2 separate regions of the Homo sapiens genome follow, and region 1 is linked to region 2. Evidence: chromatin contacts called from ENCODE Hi-C or POLR2A ChIA-PET data. All regions are on one chromosome and are shown on one strand. The core of a region is the stretch at or near the end of the contact, and the rest is flanking DNA. Distances in the headings are between cores, read along the strand shown.

Region 1 (7,224 bases), core at 4,363-6,862, 230 kb after region 2:
GAGATTGCAGTGAGCCGAGATCACGCCATTGCACTCCAGCCTGGTTGAGAAGAGTGAATTTCCATCTCAAAAAAAAAAAAAATTAACTAAGGTTTAAAAACTAAACTTAAATGCTAAAACTATAAACCTTCTACAATAAAATGTAAAAAGAAATCTTTGTGACAAATGTTTCTCACGAAGATTTCTTAAGCAAAGATTTAAGTAGGTCACAAAAGCACACTACATAACAGAAAAAATAACTGATAAAATGAACGCCATCACGATTAGACTTTTGTTCTGAGGAAGACATCTTTAAGAAAATAAAAAGGCTCGGTCAGGCGTGGGGGCTCACCTCTGTAATCCCAGCAGTTTGAGAGGCCGAGGCGGGTGGATCACCTGAGGTCAGGAGTTCCAGACCAGCCTGGCCAACATGATGAAACCCCATCTCTACTAAAAATACAAAAATTAGCCAGGCATGGTGGCAGGTGCCTGTAATCCCAGCTACTTGGGAGGCTGAGGCAGGAGAATCACTTGAACCTGGGAGGAGGGGGTTGCAGTGAACTGAGATTGTGCCACTGCACGCCAGCCTGAGCGACAGAGACTCTGTCTCAAAAAATAAAATAAACTAAAAATAAAGAAAATGAAAAGGCTAGCCGGGCACGGTGGCTCACACCTGTAATCCCAGCACTTTGGGAGGCCAAGGTGGGTGGATCACCTGAGGTCAGGAGTTTGAGATCAGCCTGGCCAATGTGGTGACAACCCGTCTCTACTAAAAATACAAAAATTGGCTAGCGTGGTGGCGGGCGCCTGTAATCCCAGCTACTCTGGAGGCTGAGGCAGGAGAATTGCTTGAACCTGGGAGGTGGAGGTTGCAGTGAGCCGAGATCCTGCCATTGTACTGCAGCGTGGGCAACAAGAGCAAAACTCCGTCTCAAAAAAAAAAAAAAAAAGAAAAAAAGAAAAGAAAATGAAAAGGCTAACCACAGAAGGAGAGAAAATATTCATATTACATATATTTGACAAAGGAAATATCCAGAAAATATGAAAAGCTCTTGCAACTCAATAAGAAGAAAATAAACAATCCAATTGAAAATGAGCAAAAGATTTGAACAGGCGATTCACAAGAGAGGATATCGAATGGCCACAGGCATGTCAAATAATGGTCAAGAACATTAAAGGAAAATGCAAATGGAAACAGCAATGAAATATCAATAAACATCCACTAGAATGGATAAAATTAAAACAAACAAAAAAACCCCAAAACCTGACAATACCAAGTATTGATAAGGATAAAGCTTAGCTGAAATGTTCATATACTGAAGGTTGGGAGTATAGAGTGGTTCAATCATACTGAAAAATAGTTTGGCCATTTCTTTCTTTTTTTCCTGAGCAGATCACAAACTTGAAGTGTTTTTTGTTGTTGTTCATTTTGTTTTTTGTTTTGTTTTGTTTTGGAGACGGAGTTTTGCTCTGTCGCCCAGGCTGGAGTGCAATGGCATGATCTCGGTTCACTGCAACCTCCGCCTCCCGGGTTCAGGCGATTCTCCTGCCTCAGCCTCCCGAGGAGCTGGGAATACAGGCACCTGCCACCACACCTGGCTAATTTTTGTATTTTTAGTAGAGACGAGGTTTCATCATGTTAGTCAGGCTGGTCTCAAACTCCTGACCTCAGATTATCCACCTGCCTCAGTCTCCCAAAGTGCTGGGATTACAGGCATGAGCCGCCACGCCCGACCTGAAATTTCTTATAAAGGTAAGCATATTGGGCAGGGCACAGGGGCTCATGCCTGTAACCACACCATTTTGGGAGGCTGAGGCAGGAGGATTGCTTGAGCCCAGGAGTTTGAGACCAGCCTGGAGAATACAGTGAGACCTTGCCTCTAAAAAAAATTTAAAAATTAGGCTGGGCGTGGTGGCTCATGCCTGTAATCCCAGCACTTTGGGAGGCCGAAGCAGGTGGATAACCTGAGGTCAGCAATTCAAGACCAGCCTGGCCAATATGATGAAACCCTGCCTCTACTAAAAATACAAACAATTAGTCGGGCATGGTGGCACACGTCTGTAATCCCAGCTACTCGGGAAGCTGAGGCACAAGAATCGCTTGAACTCAGGAAGTGGAGGTTGCAGTGAACAGAGATCGCGTCATTGCACTCCAGCCTGGGTGACAGAGTGGAACTCCATCTCAAAAATAAATAAATAAATAAATAAATAAATAAATAAATAAATAAAATCAAATAAAAATTATCTATGCATAGTGGCATACACCCATAGTCCCAGCTGCTCTAGAGGCTGAGGCAGGAGGATTGCTTGAGCCAAGGTGGAGGCTGCAGTGAGCTATGGTGGTGCCACTGCACTCCAGCCTCAGTGACAGAGGGAGACCCTGGCTCAAATAATAATAATAATAAATAAATAAACTTAAACATACACTTATATGACACAGCAACTCAACTCCTGGGTATTTACCCAAAAGAAATCAAAACATCAGCCCACAAAAAGACTTTTCATACAATCTTTATTCATAAACATCCACACTGGAAACAACTCACGTGTACATCAACAGGTGAACAGATCAGCAAACTCAGGTTCACACAATGGATTACAACCCAAAGAAATGAACTGCATGAAGAAAACACACGAATGAACTTAAACATTATGTGCGCTAAGCAGAAGTAGCCAGACTTTTACAAAAAGAGTACTATACTTTTCTACCCAGATTTATTTATTTATTTATTTATTTAGAGAAGGAGTTTCGCTCTTGTCCCCCAGGCTGGAGTGCAGTGACGTGATCTCGACTCACTGCAACCTCCACCTCCCAGGTTCAAGCGATTCTCCTGCCTCAGCCTCCCGAGTAGCTGGGACTAGAGGCATGCGACACCATGCCCAAATAATTTTTCTATTTTCAGTAGAGACAGGTTTCACCATGTTGGCCAGGCTGGTCTTGAACTCCTGACCTCAGGTGATCCACCCACCTCAGCCTCCCAAAGTACTGGAATTATAGGAGAGGGCCACCGCGCCCAGCCTCCACCAAGTTTTAGAGCAGGAAAAACTAATTTAAGAAGCTTGAGAGTGGATCAGTGGTCACCACCCAGGTGCCAGGGGTGTGGCTGGGAGGGGTGATGGAAATCTCATAAGTAGACTCTACCTTGATCATGGTGGCCACACAATGGGATGTGTTTGTCTAAATTCACGGAAATGTACACTTTTTAAAATTTTTTTTATTTACTTATTTATTTTTTTGAGATGGTGTCTTGCTCTGTTGCCCAGGCTGGAGTGCAGTGGCACCATCTCGGGTCGCTGCAACCTCTGCCTCCCAGGTTCAAGCGATCCTCCTGCCTCAGCCCCCATAGTAGCTGGGATTACAGGCATGCGCCACCACGCCCAGCTAATTTTTGTATTTTTAGTAGAGATGGGGTTTCACCATGTTGGCCAGGCTGGTCTCGAACTCCTGACCTCAGGTGATCCACCTGCTTCGGCATTCCAAAGTGCTGGGATTACAGGCGTGAGCCACCCCACCCAGCCAAAACTGTACACTTTAAAAGGAAGAATTTTACTGTGTATAAATGACATCTCAATGAAGTTGATATTAAAAACACCAAGGCTAGGTGAGGTGGCTCACGCTTCTGTTCCTAGCACTTTGGGAGGCTGAGGCAGCAGGATTGCTTGAGTCCAGGAGTTCCTACTGTGTCTAGCCACTGTGCCAACCCTTCCTTGAGTTCCCAATTGGGAAACTTCCCAATGAGGAATTTGATGCCTACAGAGGTTGAGTGACCCTGTCCTTAAAAAAAAATTTTTTTTTTTAATTAGCCAGGAACGGTGGTGCGTGCCTGTAGTCCCAGGTACTCTGGAGGCTGAGTCAGGAGGATCGCTTGAGCCTTGGAGGTCGAGGCTTCAGTGAGCTGGGATCATGCCCCTATGCTCCAGCCTGGGTGAGACAGAGCAAGACGTTGTCTTTGAAAATATATAAAAAGTGGCTGGGTGCAGTGGCTCACATCTGTAATCCCTGCACTTTGGGAGGCTGAGGTGGGTGGATCACCTGAGGTCAGGAGTTCGAGACCAGCCTGACCAACATGGTGAAACCCCATTTCTACTAAAAATACAAAAATTAGCTGGGCATGGTGGCACACACCTGTAATCCCAACTACTCGGGAGGCTGAGACAGGAGAATCGCTTGAACCCAGGAAGTGGAGGTTGCAGTGAGCCAAGATTGCGCCACTGCATTCCAGCCTGGGCAATAGAGCGAGACTCTGTCTCAAAAAAAAAAAAAAAAACAAAAACGGATATATATATATGTATATACATATATACACACACATATACACATATACATATACACAAACACACACACACACGCACACACACACACACACATATGTATAAAGTAATAAATGAAAGCAAACAAAATGTAATTTCCAGAGGCTAAGACCCCAAGGAGAGGAATCGCATTCACTTGGGTCCACCATCTACTTGATGTGTGATCTTAAACCAATTCACTCAACCTTCGTGGGCACCAAATTCCTCATTAGGAAACTATGCATAGAGGATCTCCTTCAGAAGGTTGTTTCGGGGATTGAAGGAATGGTTAGCGCAGCGGCTACACATAGTAGGAACTCAGGGAATGCTGCTGGGACTCACGTTCCTAAGCCATGAAAACCGTCCAGTGGGTGGAGGGTGCTACCATTTATGCATGGAGGGGAAGAAACTACCCGTGCATATGTGCAGAGGTCCACAGGGGATTTTCTGAAAGATACACATGAAATGAAGACCAGGGAAACAGCAGTATTCTCCCAGTAAAGAGGATAGATGTATGTGTACATATATGTGCATATACATATATACACGTATATTTATAAATGACAAACACACAAAAATAACAGTATAAATCTCCATTTGTTATATATTTAAATTTTTTGTAGCGATCGGGCTGTTGCTATATTATCAAGGCTGGTCTCATACACCTGGCCTCAAGCGATGCTCCGACATCAGCCTTCCAAAGTGCTGGGATTACAGGCCTGAGGCATCGCGCCCAGCTCCAAATCTCCATTCTCGGTGAACCATTTGAGAAAAAATCGCAAACATGTTGCATCTCCAAATACCTAACTATGTTTTCCACAAACAGGGACAGGTTCCCACGTGCACACTGTAAGGCACGGTGAAAATCGGGACATTAACACGGCTGAATCGCTACCATCTAATCCGAAGGCCCAACCACATTCACCACTTGTGCCAATAATATGTTCATTTCACTGTATGTTTTGAAATGTGTACCACATGTATATGTTATCTTTACGAAAAAAAAAATAGTATGTTGAAACCACTCGTCACAGCCAAATGAAATAAGAGCTAACTCATTCAAGCAGGAGCCCCGGAGGACTAAAAGAATCCGGCCTCTCCCAGGCCTCCTCACCTGAGCAGGGCTCCCTCCTGACTACCGCCCACCCACTCCAGGGCAGGACGCGGGAAGAGACTGCCCAGCCCGAGGGTCGCAGGGGCAGAAAACCCCAGGTCCTGAACGCGCCTGGGCCCCGCGGCGAACCTGGCGTCCCCACCAGACACCAGAATCAGATTCAGGCCAGGCCAGGAACCACCCCAGCTTCCTGCATCCGCCTTGGTCCAGGCAGCAATGACGGCGGCGGCCGCCAGGGGGACGGAAGCTCAAGGGCGGGGATCCAGGCCCAAGCCTGGGCGCGCCCACCAAGGCGTGGATCCGGACGAAGGTTCCGGAACAGCCGGTCCCGAGCACCCACGTGCAGCTTCCGATCACAGCCCTGGCGTGGCTTCTCTGTCCCCGGCTAAGGCCCGCGGTCGCTGCAGGGTGCCTCGCCGAGGGTGCGGGCTCGGGGCTCACAGTGCTCCCAGCCTCTCCCACCCCAACCCCGCCATTAAGGGGAGCCCCAGCGACGCCCTGAACCCTGAAAGTCACACTGGGGCCGGGGCTGCACTTGGCGTCCGCTTCCCCTCCCGTCACAGTGACCAGGGCTAGGGCCGCGGTCGGGGCCGTCGGGGAGAGCGGAGGGCGCGTGGGAATGGGGCTCGCTGCGCCACGGAAATCCCGCGCCGCCCTTCGAGTCCTCCCAGCTGCTCCGCAGAGCCGGGGCCGCTGCCATCGCGTCTGCCCCGAGGGTGCGCAGGCGGGTACCTGTCCCGACTCGGGGAACAGCGGGAGCCCGGAGACGCCCGTCGGGCTTCCCAGCCCCACCTGGGACGTCTCTAGGGGCGGGAGGCCAGGAGAGAAGAGGGTGGGAGAGATGAGCTGCAGGGGGATACGGGACCCAGGGACCCGGGATCTTATAACACGCTTTCCACCCGTAGGATTGGGGCCCACAAATGACCAGAAAGGTGGGACTCATTCGCCCCCTTTGCAGATGGACCCATGTTGGCGCCCCTTAGATCTGCAGTGGGGGCACCAGGACCTGCGGTGAGCGCCTCTGCGCCCCAAACGCCAGCAGGTCCGCCCGACCGCATTCCCAGCTGGCTTGCTTTGCACAAATGCTGCGTCAGGGCACGCCCCACACCCACTCCTTCCCAGATCGCGACCCTCACGCCTTCGCAGACAGAAAGTGTCCTAAGCACAGGCAGGCTCAGAGCCCGCCTCCGCCTCGGATTCGCTGTGTGGCCCGGAGCCAGTATCTTGGCCTCTCTGGGTCTCAGTTTGCTCATCTCAGTGAATGGGACACAGACACAGTCGCGCTGCGGGCTAACGCTTTATTTGCCAGCCAAGGCCCCGGGCCCGCCTGGGCTTCTGCTCAGAAGATCCTCACGGAGTCCAGCTGCACGTCCCCGCCCACCTCCACCAGGCGCACGCGCGCCAGCGGCAGGCGGTGGCGGAAGTGGTGGTACTGGGCGTCCCCAACCACGGCCTGCAGGGGAGGGTCGGTGGTGAGGATTCCGGAGGCCCGTGCTGGGTGGCCCTGGGGAAATCACTCATCCCCTCTGGGCCTCAGTTTCCTCACTGGGAAAATGGGGCTATTGTTCATTCTAACTCTTGCGTGAGGATCAAACGAGTTGACTGTGTGGCACAGTAAAAAGAGGCTTTTTTAGTGCTGGTAATGGATATTCTCATTTCAGCGACCATTACCCGCTATTAAAGCGCAGAGGAGGGAGGTGAATTCGCGTAAGCTGTGGGTGGTGGAGGATCTGCCGCCACTCCCACCCGCCAATCCTTGCTAGGACGAGTTCCTGGGCGCTGTTTCCAACCCATCCCTCCCCATGCCTCAAACCCCGGACCTCAGGAAGGAATGAACTGGG
Region 2 (6,938 bases), core at 3,122-5,621:
AAACCTTCCTGTGCAACATGATGTTGCTATAAACATTTAAAAGGACTTGGCTGGGCACTGTGGCTCATGCCTGTAATCCCAGCACTTTAGGAGGCTGAGGCAGGAGGATCACTTGAGCCCAGCAGTTCAAGACAAGTCTGGGCAACATAAGGAGACCCTGTCTCTACCAAAAAAAAAAAAAATCATATACTACAGTATAATAAACCTCCAATCATATACTACAGTATAATAAACCTCCAATCATATACTACAGTATAATAAACCTCCAATCATATACTACAGTATAATAAACCTCCAATCATATACTACAGTATAATAAACCTCCAATCATATACTACAGTATAATAAACCTCCAATCATATACTACAGTGTAATAAACCTCCAATCATATACTACAGTGTAATAAACCTCCAATCATATACTACAGTGTAATAAATCTCCAATCATATACTACAGTGTAATAAACCTCCAATCATATACTACAGTGTAATAAACCTCCAATCATATACTACAGTGTAATAAACCTCCAATCATATACTACAGTGTAATAAACCTCCAATCATATACTACAGTGTAATAAACCTCCAATCATATACTACAGTGTAATAAACCTCCAATCATATACTACAGTGTAATAAACCTCCAATCATATACTAAAGTGTAATAAACCTCCAATCATATACTACAGTGTAATAAACCTCCAATCATATACTACAGTGTAATAAACCTCCAATCATATACTACAGTGTAATAAACCTCCAATCATATACTACAGTGTAATAAACCTCCAATCATATACTACAGTGTAATAAACCTCCAATCATATATTACAGTATAATAAACCCCCAACTACCCATCACTCAGCTTTAACAGTTTGCTTTCACAGAACAATGTTTTTTAAATAGTGGGAACCAACCCATCAGACAGACGTTCATGAATCAGTTTCACGCAGAGGTTCTCATTGTAATTGTACACTGGCATGCCTGGGGAGCTTTAAAAGAGACTTAAGCCCAGGTTTTGCCTTTACAGGTTCTAATTCAATTGATCTGGGGTTGGGCCTGAGCACTGGGGTTTTTAAAAGCCTCCTAGTTGTCCTGATGTGCAGCCAAGGTTGAGAGGATGAGAAGCACACACTTCTTCTTTTGTAGTTAACTAGAGCAGTACAGGACAGAAAAGAACAGAATGCATGGCACAGAGTAAGGCAATGTGAAACTTCTCTTTCGGGAATAGGTGAATATAATTTCAGATTGAACACATGTATCAGGTCTCAATGTAAAAAGGATTTCCTCGGCTGGGTGTGGTGGCTTACACCTGTAATCCCAGCACTTTGGGAGGCCGAGGCAGGTGGATCACAAGGTCAGGAGTTGGAGACCAGCCTGTCCAATATGGTGAAACCCTGTCTCTACTAAAAATGCAAAAAAATTAGCCGGGCGTGGTGGCGCATGCCTGTAATCCCAGCTACTCAGGAGGCTGAGGCAGGAGAATTGCTTGAACCTGGGAGGCAGAGTTTGCAGTGAACTGAGATCATGCCACTGCACTCCAGCCTGGGTGACAGAGCAAGACTGTATCTCAAAAAAAAAAGGATTTCCTACCATAGATTGCAGTCAGAAAAGATTAAAAAATTACTGCACAAGAATATAAACTTCACAAGGGCAGGGGCTGGACATACGGCTCATGTCTGTAATCCCAGCACTATGGGAGGTCAAGGTAGGAGGGTTGCTTGAGGCCAGGAGTTCGAGACCAGCCTGGGCTGGTCTCAACAAAAAAATTAAAAATTGGCCGGATGTGGTGGCTCACACCTATAGTTCCAGCTACCTGGGAGGCTGAGGTGGGAGGACCACTTGAACCCAGGAGGTCAAGGCTGCAGTGAGCTATGATCATGCCACAGTACTCCAACCTAGGCAACAGAGGGAGACCTTGTCAAAAAAAAAAAAAAATCCCCCCCAAGGCCGGGGACTGTTTTTTTTTTTTTTACTACTGTATCCCCAGAGCCTAGAATACTGCATGACACATAGTAAGAACGCAACAAATTTGTTGTAGCAAAGAGGATGTGACAATCTTAATCTCGTGAGGATGTAGTATACACTCAATAAAATATGTTGAATAAATGAACAAGTGACCAATCCATATGTTCCCTGGCCTTTAGTAGGTGCTCAATAAATATTTGTTGGATAAATGCATGAATATCCCCAGCACATAGGAGGAATTTGATAAAATTGTTTGGAAACTAACGAGGAACTGAATCTCTATTTCTCCCTGCTACATAGTTGGTGGTCAATATACAAATTTGTTGGAAAAAACTGAATGAATAAATGACGCTCCACCACATTTGACACATAGCAGGCCCTCAATAATATTTATATTTTATTTTTTTATATTTATTTATTTTTTGAGACGGAGTTTCACTCTTGTTGCCCAAGCTGGAGTGCAGTGGCATGATCTAGGCTCACTGCAACCTCTGCCTTCCGGGTTCAAGCAATTCTCCTGCCTCAGCCTCCCAGGTAGCTGGGATTACAGGCACATGCCACCACACCTGGCTAATTTTGTATTTTTTTTAGTAGAGACGGGATTTCACCATGTTGGCCAGGCTGGTCTCAAACTCCTGACCTCAAGTGATCCACCCACCTGGGCCTCCCAAAGTGCTGGGATTACAGGTGTGAGCCACCGCTCCCAGCCTATTTTAAAATTATTTATTTATTTATTTATTTATTTTTGAGACGGGGTTTCCATCTTGTTGCCCAGGCTGGACTGCAATGGTGAGATCTCCACTCACTGCAACCTCTGCCTCCGGGGTTGAAGCGATTCTCCTGCCTCAGCCTCCCAAGTAGTTAGGATTGCAGGTGCCCACCACCACACCCAGCTAATTTTTGTATTTTTAGTAGAGACGGGGTTTCACCATGTTGGTCAGGCTGGTCTCAAACTCCTGACCTCAGGTGATCTGCCTGCCTGGGCCTCCCAAAGTGCTGGAATTACAGGCGTGAGCCACCCGGCCAGTATTTTTAGACAAATGAATAAATGATCATCCATCTTTCTCTGTCACATAGTAAGTACTTGATAGTTATTAAATAAATTGATGATGATATGCTTTCTGGCATACAATAGGAACTCAACACATGAGTATTGCATAAATGAATAAATGACCCACTGTTCATCTCCCCTAGCACATGGGAGGTGCTGGATAAATGACTTTTCATCTCCCCAGATTTCCAGAACTACCTACGGACACAGACAGGGAACACGACCACTATTAACATCATCATTTGCACTGTGGACTACCTCCTGCGGCTGCAGGTGAGGACGTGAGACGGTTCAGGTGTGACTTGGGTCGGGGGCTGCAGGGCCATGGTCGGCCCCAGCACCCCCTCACACCCTACCCGCCCCCACCAGGAATCCATCAGCGACTTCTACTGGTACTACTCGGGCAAGGATGTCATTGAAGAGCAGGGCAAGAGGAACTTCTCCAAAGCCATGTCGGTGGCTAAGCAGGTGTTCAACAGCCTCACTGAGTACATCCAGGTAGGGCGCTCCCCCTGGGGCGGGAGTGGGAAGGGAGGGGGTCCCGCATCGTGATCCCTGATCCCTTCTCGGGGATTCCCTTCCCCCCCACACGGCACTCTGCCTCCCAGGGTCCCTGCACCGGGAACCAGCAGAGCCTGGCGCACAGTCGCCTATGGGACGCAGTGGTGGGATTCCTGCACGTGTTCGCCCACATGATGATGAAGCTCGCTCAGGTTCGAGCCCCTCTGGTCTCCATCCACCTGCTTCCGGGCGTCCCCCAAGTGGTCCATTTCCAAGTCTTGCCCCTTTGGTCAGTTTGTCACCCGAGTGCTCCCGGCATGTTCCAGACTGGTTCCCTCTCAGTGGCCAAATCCATCCTCTTTCTGGATTGGCTGTCTGCATGACCCCGCCTCCTCCTCTGCCCCTCCCTCCCCACCAATCAGCTGGTTTTCCATCCACGCTTCCATTGGTCTGACGTGTTGGCCCCGTCCCAATGGCCGGAGCTCCTCTATGATTGATTGCTGTTTTTCTCTCTGATGAGTCATCGCAGATGTGGACAGTCCTTGGGCTAGGATGGGGCTGGTTTCTAGATTAGAGCCTGGGGCTGAGGAAATGTTTTGCTTCTTTATCTTACTTGCGGCAGATGACACCCATATCAGGCATTCATGATGTAAGGTCCCTGTTGAGCACCACCTTCCATTTCCATAATCCTTGTTCCTCTTTCCCTCACCCCTTTGCAGCCTTGCCAATGTCTCACGAACACTTAATCCATTTGCTCTGCTTCTGTCTGGTAACTATATTCAAGGCTGCCATATACTGTTCCGCAGGTCGTGCACTGCACAAAGGCACGATCTCTGAGAGCATTCACATCCTACACATAATGGTGTATTTATTACAATAGTTTAGTTTTCCAGCAGATGGCAGTAAAGCATCCAGCATGTTATAACTTCCCTACAGGAAGTGTTTTAGGGGACGCCTTTTTTTCTAATTTGCTCAAAGGTGCCCCAGGGGCTGGCAGAAACCCTAATTCGTTGTCATCTGACTTTTTAAAAGGAGTTAAACTTAGAATGCAATTCCTCCGTGTCACAGCAGCTGAAGTTGTGCTGTTGGTATCCTAAAATTCTAGAGAGTGTTGGTATCATCATGTAGAATTCCAAATCCTGCAGGGCTAATTCATCCGCCACCATCTAGTCTAGGTTGCAAAAGCTAGAAATCCAGTGCAAAGTGGTGGCTTAAGAAAAATAAAGAATTTATCAGTTCATATTACAGATCCAGGGCTTAGAGTGATGTCAGCAGAACTGCCTCCTCTTTGACTGCATTTGCAAGCAGGCTGTCTCCCTGGGCTGGAAAAAATGGTGCCTCAGGCTCCTATCCACTCTACTTCTTAACAGCCCTAGAGGGAAGAGATCTCCTCTTTCCTGAAAGCTCCAAGAAAAAAAAAAACCTGAGATTCTCTCTGACTAGCCTATTGGGTCACATGTCCCTCCCTGAACCAATCATCATAGGCTTAGGAAAGAAAGCTTTGACTGACCAGGCCCGGTCATATACCCACCTATAGAACCAGGAGGTAGGGTTAGCCCCATGTGCTCTGACTGTGGGATGGGGGACTCCGCAGGTGAAAATTGAGGGATTGTAAAGAGAGGAGGGGGACTGAATCATGGGTAGGCACAAACCACAGGCGCCCACCCACTGTAAGATCTTGAGATTAGGAGTGTCGGGACCTTAGGCGCAGAATGCAGAGCTTTGGAACTGTGGAAATACATTAGGATTGGAATCAACAACTGATAGAACTAGCATGGGAGCAAAAGATCCTTACATCCCATTTATCTGGTATCATCTCCTCCCCTCTCCATTTTATTTGGTGGAACCATATGAAATTACCACTTTGGATCTGGCACGGTGGCTCATACCTGTAATCCCAGCACTCTGGGAGCCCTAGGCGGGCAGATCACCTGAGGTCAGGAGTTCGAGACCAGCCTCACCAACATGGAGAAACCCCATCTCTGTTAAAAGTAAAAAATTAGCTGGGTATGGTGGCGCATGCCTGTAATCCAGCTACTCGAGAGGCTTAGGCAGGGGAATTGCTTGAACCTGGGAGGCAGAAGTTGCAGTGAGCCGAGATTGCGCCATTACATTCCGGCCTGGGCAACAAGAGCAAAACTCTGTCTCAAAAAGAAAGAAATTACCACTTTGTGAGCCAAAAGTGATCACATGTTGGCAATTTTATGTGACTCAACCTAACATAAATAGGGGCCATGAGGCAAAACTTTGTATTGGAGGTTTCTATGGGCCCTACACTGTGGCCCTATGTTCCCCGCAGACGGCTTACCAGAAAGCACATGGCTGTCTCTGCAGCCTTCCTCCTGAACCCAGAGTCCCACTCTTGCCATCACACATTATATTCAACATACATCTGTCAATCCCACCGTAGGCCAGGCACAGTGCTGGGCTCACATCCCTTCCTAGACCTGGGTCTCTGTCCCCAGTGTTTGTCTCTGTCTGTCTCTGTCTCTCTCTGCCCCAAATGTCTGCCCCGCAAGCCTCTCAGTCCTCCTTGTCTGCCAGCCTTCCCACTACCCATCACCTATCGAGCCCGTCCCCCAAGTGCCAACCCCACCCCCACAATCTTGTCTCTCTGCCCCTTCCCCTGCTTCCGAGGAACATGTCTGGACTCGGGTCCCCTCGGAGGTAAGAGGGGAGAAAACGGGTTTAGGCCCTGCTGGGTAGGTGAGGAGGGGGAGAAGCAACAGAGGTGGGGGAGGTGTATGCTGAGACCAGCCCTCACCGAGCTGGGATCTCTAGGACTCAAGCCAGATCGAGCTGCTGAAGGAGCTGCTGGATCTGCAGAAGGACATGGTGGTGATGTTGCTGTCGCTACTAGAAGGTAAACACCCAGGAGTGAGGGTGAGGGAACAGTAAAGAGGTTCAGAGAAGCCTGAGAATGGCCCCCTGAGACCCGGGAGACCCTAATCCTCAACCCCATCTGACATCGTGTCAGGATCCATGGGTTGATGAAGAAGCCATAATAGGCCAGATGCGGTGGCTACACCTGTAATCCCAGCACTTTGGGAGGCCGAGGTGGGAAGATCACCTGAAGTCAGGAGTTTGAGACCAGCCTGGGCAACATGGTGAGACCCTGTCTCTACTAAAAATACAAAAATTAGCCTAGTGTGGTGGTGTGTGCCTGTAGACCCAGCTACTCGGGAGGCTGAGGTGGGAGGATCACCAGAGCCCGGGAGGTCCAGGCTGCAGTGAGCTGTGATCACACCACTGCACTCCAGCCTGGGTGACAGAGCAAGACCCTGTCTCAAAAAAACAAACCCCAAAAACAAACCAAATGTCCAAATGTGGCAAAAGATAAACAATTGATGAATGTGGATATATTAGGATCCCTTTTTTTTTTTTTTCTTTTCTGAGACGGAGTCTCGCTCTGCCGCTCA

What was found. A loop is a pair of places that touch in the nucleus more often than their neighbours do. ChIA-PET counts read pairs that join two places held with the same protein, here RNA polymerase II (POLR2A). Pooled maps may share reads with other maps.
Region 1: a loop to region 2 is called in a pooled map, with 4 times the contacts of the local background. The contact joins two enhancer-like sites. A Hi-C loop is called at or near these places in 5 of 50 pooled maps. POLR2A ChIA-PET finds 5 or more read pairs at or near these places in 2 of 52 experiments (Panc1 and activated CD4-positive, alpha-beta memory T cell).

What each region holds. Positions count from the first base shown.
Region 1 is chr19:38,764,304-38,771,527 of GRCh38, forward strand. It overlaps LGALS7 (galectin 7), which reads right to left. Exons shown (of 4, transcript NM_002307.4): 4 at 6,665-6,836. The coding sequence ends at 6,723. Among named protein-coding and RNA genes, the nearest start is that of LGALS7, 5.6 kb to the right of the region's middle. RefSeq lists a silencer at 5,550-5,719. Within about 2 kb of position 5,613, at least 14 of the 41 ENCODE cell types and tissues checked have a DNase peak (open chromatin) inside an H3K27ac peak, as active enhancers do.
Region 2 is chr19:38,540,145-38,547,082 of GRCh38, forward strand. RYR1 (ryanodine receptor 1) reads left to right here. Exons shown (of 106, transcript NM_000540.3): 85 at 3,203-3,291; 86 at 3,388-3,516; 87 at 3,627-3,731; 88 at 6,301-6,382. Among named protein-coding and RNA genes, the nearest start is that of MAP4K1-AS1, 53 kb to the right of the region's middle. RefSeq lists enhancers at 4,049-4,108, 4,459-4,548. Within about 2 kb of position 4,372, at least 12 of the 41 ENCODE cell types and tissues checked have a DNase peak (open chromatin) inside an H3K27ac peak, as active enhancers do.